Linked DNA regions of Homo sapiens: region 1 is linked to region 2. The links are chromatin contacts, found by Hi-C or POLR2A ChIA-PET in ENCODE. All regions are on one chromosome and are shown on one strand. The core of a region is the stretch at or near the end of the contact, and the rest is flanking DNA. Distances in the headings are between cores, read along the strand shown. Region 1 overlaps AIG1 (androgen induced 1). Region 2 overlaps HIVEP2 (HIVEP zinc finger 2).

Region 1 (2,548 bases), core at 1-2,500, 460 kb before region 2:
GCTCCACCAGGGGGCAGTGCTGGGACATCGCTAGACCTGGATGGGCCTGGGGGGAAATGACCTGCACGGGTAGCTGGAGGAGAAGAGGTGCAGGTTTCTGCACACATAGACGTCTCCTGTCTCCCCGCTTGCCTACTTTCTCTGTCCTCACACCAACCTTTTGGTTTTGAAAAGACTCATTTCTGGTCTTACAAAATGTAGCTTTAGTAAGACTGGTCAGATATACCAAAATTGGGATAAAGTCTTAGCTTAAGTAAAGAAATATTTCAGCTGTGAATTGTGTCCCCCCCCGCGCTCCACCCCGCCAAACTGCTACATCGAAGTGCTTAACTCTCAGTACCTCAGATTGGGAGAGAATGCCAAGGGTGTGGCTGGACAGCCATGTGCTAACGAAATTAGGTACGTGACTCACGGATCCAATCAACCTCCACAGTAGATGCCAGAAATAGAGAGGTGGTTATCTGAAAAAGATCCGCGGAGTGCCCTCTTGTCTGACTGCTTGGACCCCCATGACTTGCATGGGAGGCCAATAAGGTTTTTGAGAATTTTATACCAGCAGAAACATTGACAGCATGGACTGAAAGGGACAGAGACAGGATGAAATGAAGGACCAATGGCTTCAAAGATGGTTCAGCGACTGGCTCCTCCTTGGTTGTAGAGGGTAGAACTATTGCCCAGGGCTGTGGGGGTGGGGCTCCTGTGACCCTGTGCCTGGAAGGCAGGGCTATGCATCCCCTCCCCTGTGAGCCCTGAGGACAGAACATCTAGCCAAAGAGGATTATTTTCAAGCCTTAAAATGGAATGGAATTTCCCCCGCTAGCTTCAGACTTGCTTGGGAACCATGATTCTTTCTTTTTTTTTCCCCCTGCAACTTCTCCCTTACAGAATGGGAATGTATATTCTATGCCTGTCCCACCATTCTGTTTTGGAAGCAGATAACTTTTTGTCTGGTTTCCCAGGTTCACACACAGCTAGAGAACAATTTTGCTTCAGGATGACTCATACCCTGAGTGTCACGCATACCCAATTTTATGATATTTAAGATGAGATTTTGGACTTGAGAGTTGATGTCTGAAAGACGTTTGGGGTTGTTGGGATGGAATATTTTCATTGGGTGAAGGACATGTATTCTGGTGGGGAGAGAGTGAAGTATTATGAGCTGAACTCTGTCCCCCACTTCCAAATTCATATGCTGAAATCCTAACCCCCAGGATGTGGTTTTAAAGTCAGAATGTGACTTTACTTGGAGATAAGTATTTACAAATGAGGTCATCAGGGTGGGCCCTAATCAAATACAACTGGTATTCTTATACAAAGGGGAAATTTGGAGACTGGACTGAACATCAGTTAGAAGGCACTGGCTCTGCCATCACCTGTTCTGGAGGGTCACTTAAGATTTTGGGGCCTCAGTTACTTTTGGTGAAAGGAAAGGGTCGGTTTCGATGATTTCCAATCTCTCTTTCAGCAGTAAGATTCTGCAATAATGTGATTTTTATCTTGAAGTTGTAGCTAACATAAGTTACCCAAGTAGACAGAGTTGAGCTATTAAAAACCATTATGGAAAAAGGAGGGTGGCTCCAATGCAATCTTCCTTCTTCTTGGGGGATTGTATAGTAACTGATGTGAAATACTCAGGATTGTAGTACTGTACTCCCATGTCCTCAATTCATCCTAACACACTGCTTTTAGTGAGTAGTTTTTGACTCAACAGCTAACAGAATCAGGCAGCTAATGTGACTGAGTAAAGTGGCCAGGTGAGAACGAGGGAAAGTTAGTCATCTAAAGTGGATAACTGATACTCAATTCTTTTTTCTTTTCTTTCTGTTTTTTTTTTTTTTTTCTGAGAGTTTCACTCTGTGGCTCAGGATGGAGTGTGGTGGCACGATCTTGGCTCACTGCAACCTCTGCCTCCAGGTTGAAGCGATTCTCGTGCCTTAGCCTCCCAAGTAGCTGAGATTACAGGCATGTACGCCCGGCTCATTTTTGTATGTTTAGTAGAGATGGAGTTTTGCAATGTTGGCCAGACTGGTCTTGAACTCCTGGGCTCAAGTGATCTGCCCACCTTAGCCTCCCAAAGTTCTGAGATTACAGGTGTAAGCCACCGTGCCCAGCCAAGGGATAACTGATACTCTATTCTAAACCATTGTCACCAGAATAGAACAGTGGGCTCTGTGTTCCAGATCTTAAAATATTTCCTAAGAAGCTGAAAATCTGGCCTTCATGTGAAATCTCCTATTTTTTTTTTTTTTTTTTTTGAGATGGAGTCTTGTTCTGTTGCCAGGCTGGGGTGCAGTGGCATGATCTCAGCTCACTGCAACCTCTGCCTCCTGGGTTCAAGCAGTTCTCCTGCCTCAGCCTCCCGAGTACCTGGGACTACAGGCACACGCCACCATGCCTGGCTAATTTTTGTATTTTTAGTAGAGATGGGATTTCACCATGTTGGCCAGGATGGTCTCCATCTCTTGACCTCGTGATCCACCTGCCTCAGTCTCCCAAAGTGCCGGGATTACAGGCATGAGCCACTGCGCCCAGCCAAAATCACCCAATT
Region 2 (4,879 bases), core at 1,040-3,539:
GGAAATTTAAACTTCTGGTATCATGGTGTTTTGAAAACATTTGTAAGCAACCTTACCAAAAGTTTTGTTATAGATTTTTATTTCATTTAAGTTTTTATATATTCATGAGTAGTTGAAAAAGGAAGTGAACATTGTTTTTTATTAACTCAGGTTAAAAACTTGAGTTTTTAATTTGGTTCAGTTTGTTCAGGTATTTGGAATTTAGAGAAGCTCTGTGAAAATATCCCGCCTACACGTTTTGAATATCCTCTTCCTGCTTATCTTCAGAACAGCTTGGTTCTTTTAATAGCAAATGGCTGAGTGGAGGGGAACCATTTGCAGTGGGTCAATTTAAGTATGGTGTGTCCTCCCATTTCAGACCGAAGTCATGCTAACTGCTCAGGGATTGGTGCAACTGTGTGTTTCTTTTGATGTTGGTCAGATCCCAGAAAACTCAGTATTTTAGAAGGATGTTGCTCATTCCTTAGATAATTTGAAAAATTATTGGTCAACTTAAAAAAATTCAGGAGCTAGGGAACACCTCATCTATTCTTTTTATGAATATGTTAATTTATTATTCTGTTGGAGGCTGTTCTTAAAATTCCCATGGGCCAGGATAGGAAGAGGTAATGGGGAGAAGGCTTGTTTTTTCATGCAATATATGAACCTAGCGCTATATGATCATGCCAGATTCAGTATACGCAAATGGTGTATTTCTCTCAATCCAGAGTGGCTGGAAAATGTGTGCTCAAAATTGAGAATAATCATATATTCCATTCATGGATTAATTGTTTTCAAATAATGTAGTCAATTATACTTACAATGATTTTTTAAGTTTTAATAACATAAAAGACACTTCGTATATGTAAGCCTGTGGTAAATCATGGTGTACCTCATTTACTAGTCAATAGTATTGGTGTTCAAAATAATGGTGGTGATTGGATTAATTCTCAGTCCATCCCAGAATTTGCTGTTTTGAATATACAGCTTGTTTTTAAGGTATCCACTTCTTTTGGGAAAGTAGAGATAAGAAAAAAGTCTGCTTCTTTAAATGTCTTGTTTGGATTGGGGGCACACAGCCATTTTTTTTCTAGTGAGTAGATATAAAGGATTTCCCAAAAGGTGGCTGTGGCTTCGCACAGGAGAGCTGGAGAGCTCTTGGTACATATACTGCTGAGTGTTGAAGGCAGGTGAGTCTGTTCTATGTTTCTGTGCAGTGGGCTCTTGCTGGGGTCAAAGCTGTGTGGTGTCTGTAAAAAAGGGTTGCTGTGTAATGCTTTAGAATTGGAATTGCAGATTCTTCTTGTGAGGGGAATATTGCTGTTATGGGTAAAAGTTGTGTCTTATGGTTGCCCTTGTGACCTTGTTAGATCCTTTGGATAATTAAAACTTCCAGAAGTTGGGATTGTAGATGCTGGGAATGTAGAAAAACAATAGTCAAATCAGTCAAAAAGGTGCTAACCATTGGGATAATACACTGAAAAGCATCCAGTGGGAAATTTATGAATTGTAAAAAACCCAATACTGCATGAAATCATAACTTCCTTTTATGACCCTCAATCGTGGCCATTAAAGGGCTAACTTCTGTTACAGAAAAGAGGTAGCTAGTTAGTTCATATCTCTGGGTTTAGATAAATCACAGTATCTCTCTTAGTTTTGGTTTGGCAGGATGTCTTGGACCTTTTCCTTTGGTTTCCTTTGGTTGTTAGATAAAGACATGTGAGGATGGACTCTGTGACTGCATGGTTTTCTTCCGGGTGAGCTCACTGGCTTGCCACCGCCCAGATTTATCAGCAGCTGGAGTTTCACCTAATAGTATGGTTTGCTCCAACCATTTGCTGGAGCAGAAAAAGATGGCATCAACTTATATTTTAAAATAAACTGACTTTGAAAGGTTTTATGAAATCACGGTCCATTTTGATTAGTTTTTGCCAACAGCTGCCTGCATTTAGGCTTTGTTCTTTGTTGGACATAACTGTTTAGGAAAGATTGCTGCTTTATGGAAGCGATTCCAAAGACTCATTGTTCCAGACATCGGACATCCTTATGTTATTCAGGTCTGATGATATTTGATCTAACGCAGATTAATTACTAAGCTCTCAGTGAATAATTAACCATTTGACCTGTTCCCAAGTTATATACTCACTGAGTTAGAAATGATTTCCCCAACTACTAAAGATAAGGAAGGTTATTCCTGGTTTCACAGTGTCCCCATTGTTACTGACTTGTATGTGTGAGAGACATCAGCTGATACCTACGCACTGGTCCAGCTACTCAGTCAAACCACTTCCTGGGGTTTTCTCGGGTAATGGCAGTGATTCAGAAGACACCACAGAACTTTCTGAGGACTGTTCCCTGTGTGTTACTCTGGGCTGAATGACTGGGAACTGTCAAGTTCAAAAGGAACATTTTTTGTTGTAGTGCTATTAAATTTGTGGTTTGCTTTTGCTCAAAGTTGCATTTCAGCTGAATTTAGGGTGGCTTGTCTGTGTGCCATTTATTTTATAGTACCTAATTTCCATCAATTAACCATTTCATGCCTTAGTTGAGTCCCTTATAAAGTCCTGTATTAAGCCTGGAGGGGATAGGCAAACTAAGTCATTATAACTGCCTGCAGTGGCTAGTAGTAATTAGGGAGAGGAGAGATAAAAATGGATGGGGGCCAAATAGGGTATTAATGCAAACATTGTACTTTTCTACTTATGTATTTTTGTGATTTTTTTTTTTTACTTCTGATCTATTCACACAATGTACTCCATAAGGTAAATTTTGTATTTCTAGGATTATATTTATAATATAAAAATGCAGATAGAATTATTTTAATAAAGTTTTTGTTTTGTTTTGTTTTATGGTCTTGCATAAAAGGAAAATATTTCAAAATTATTTTGGAATCACAAGATATGTGTTCTTTTCTAGTCCTTCAGAAGTTCCAAAATTTCAGTTTTCATTGTAGAATGAATAAGCAAGAACCCTGGGCACTAGTTCTCTCCTTGGTTACTCTGACGCTTGGCTTACCTTTTTCCTTCCAATATTTGCACATCTTTTCTTCCCCTCATGGCTGGATGATCCAGTCTTGTGAGATAATGTATAATGGAAGCATTCTGTAACCTGGAAGTGTTATGAATAAGCATGTATTATTATCACCATTATTTTCACATATTCATTGATTGCATCATCTCATCAAACATACCAGTAATTCACTTCTGCAATGTCAGAGATGATTGTAAATATCTCAGTGGAGAAGCGACTTTCTTCTTGAACTTAAGAAAATCACTGGTAGAACCATGTTTTAGGCAAAATGTCGGTTTCACTGGTCCCGCTTTCAGTGTCCTGACCAAGAGAAAGTTGGGAAGAGTAGGTGTACAAAGTGAAAAGATTCAGTATATCTATATGGTATGGTAATTGTACATTGCTTGGCTCTCAGCACACTGTGAGGCTCACTTTACAAAAATTGGTATTTGGTTTTAGAAACAACTCTATTTTTAAAATGGGAGGTTGTTTGTGGTAGGGGTTAAGAGTGTGGGCTCTGGAATTAAATGGGCTTGCCTCCTGTCCTGGTTCCCTCAATTCTAGCTTTGTGAAAATCAGGTGAGTTTTAAATCTTTTTGTGCTTCACTTTTCTGCTGGTAGAACAGGGATGATTATTATATGGTAGGGTTGTTGTGAAGCCTAACTGAAGTAATGCACCCAGAGCACTTGCCACTCAATACAGATTACAGGAAGAAATAGAGTTCCATGTTAAAGTGATGGAATGTATCATTCGCATCTCTCAGACTGTTGTGGATTCTATCTGATGGGATTTGGTTCAGTTTGATGACCTGTCTCTTGAGAGTAAATAAAAGGGGGCAGGAGGATGCTCATGGGACGTCAGAGAAAGAAGAAGGAGAGGCCCTATTGTACATTCCGCAAAAAACAAATTCATGCGCTTTATGGGGCCTGGCAGTTTATAAAGTTCTTTCATGTACATTGATTTCATTTAATCCTCCCAACAACACCTGTTTTACAGATATGTATACTGAGCCTCAGAGACACTCAAGGACTGGCTCACAGGCATGTGGTCAGTGAGAGTGCGGTGAGGAAGCAGACCTCCTGGATTCTGGACATATTTCTTCATTCCAACCCATGGGTCCTTCTCTGCTGTATAAAAATGTTCAAGTCAATAATAACCTTTGGTGCTGAACCCCAAAGGATTGGCAGGGTGTGGGCTGCTGCAGACCCAGGTGGGTCTTGGTGGGGATCCAGGACCTTCTGTCTGTGATATGTAGAACATGAATGCGCAGCCCTTCAGTGGTCACGGCTGCCAGATGGTTTTAAGAGTCCCCTGTCTCTTTGTGGCCTCTGAGTGAGGCTTGCATTTCAATCTCTGTGAAGGGCCACTTTGGATCAGTGTTCTGTGGGAGAAATTAAGGGTCAGTCTTCTCTTTTTGCTAAGAAGGAAGGTAATGAACACCTATCTAATGGTTGAACATGTGTGTGTTTTACAAGATTAATAGTATTAATACCCTTTCAACCCAAGCCTTTTTGGGTCACTGTGTTAATAAAATGAAGTTGGAGAGTAGAGTAAAATAATTAATGTATATATAACGTAACTCTTAGTTTGATTTAACTGGTTAATCTGTGATTCAGTATACATTTTTAATACATTTTAAATTTTAAAAGTGGCGATACACTTTTACATTTATTTCTTTGGGTTCTGAGATTATAAATAGCTTTAAAAGTTGGAGTGCCCTATTTGTCATGCTAAAAATCAAGTGAGTTAAGACGTGGGAAAGTGATCAGAGAAAATTCAGTATAGTACTTCAGAATTTTTAAAATACTGAAAACAAATTTTAAAATTAGTTATTTCACACACATTAATGTGTAAAGACTGCATTGATTTGGGTATTACATTTGAACACAT

The links. Hi-C counts contacts between places; a loop is a spot of excess contacts on that map. ChIA-PET counts read pairs that join two places held with the same protein, here RNA polymerase II (POLR2A). Pooled maps may share reads with other maps.
Region 1: a loop to region 2 is called in a pooled map, with 2.4 times the contacts of the local background. The contact joins two enhancer-like sites. A Hi-C loop is called at or near these places in 1 of 168 maps with a recorded cell type or tissue (MCF 10A) and 3 of 50 pooled maps. POLR2A ChIA-PET finds 5 or more read pairs at or near these places in 2 of 52 experiments (BJ and MCF 10A).

Annotation. Positions count from the first base shown.
Region 1 is chr6:143,335,238-143,337,785 of GRCh38, reverse strand. All of the region lies in intron 5 of AIG1 (androgen induced 1), which reads right to left. Among named protein-coding and RNA genes, the nearest start is that of ADAT2, 110 kb to the left of the region's middle. Within about 2 kb of position 1,250, at least 3 of the 41 ENCODE cell types and tissues checked have a DNase peak (open chromatin) inside an H3K27ac peak, as active enhancers do.
Region 2 is chr6:142,869,446-142,874,324 of GRCh38, reverse strand. All of the region lies in intron 1 of HIVEP2 (HIVEP zinc finger 2), which reads left to right. Among named protein-coding and RNA genes, the nearest start is that of HIVEP2, 73 kb to the left of the region's middle. Within about 2 kb of position 2,289, at least 16 of the 41 ENCODE cell types and tissues checked have a DNase peak (open chromatin) inside an H3K27ac peak, as active enhancers do.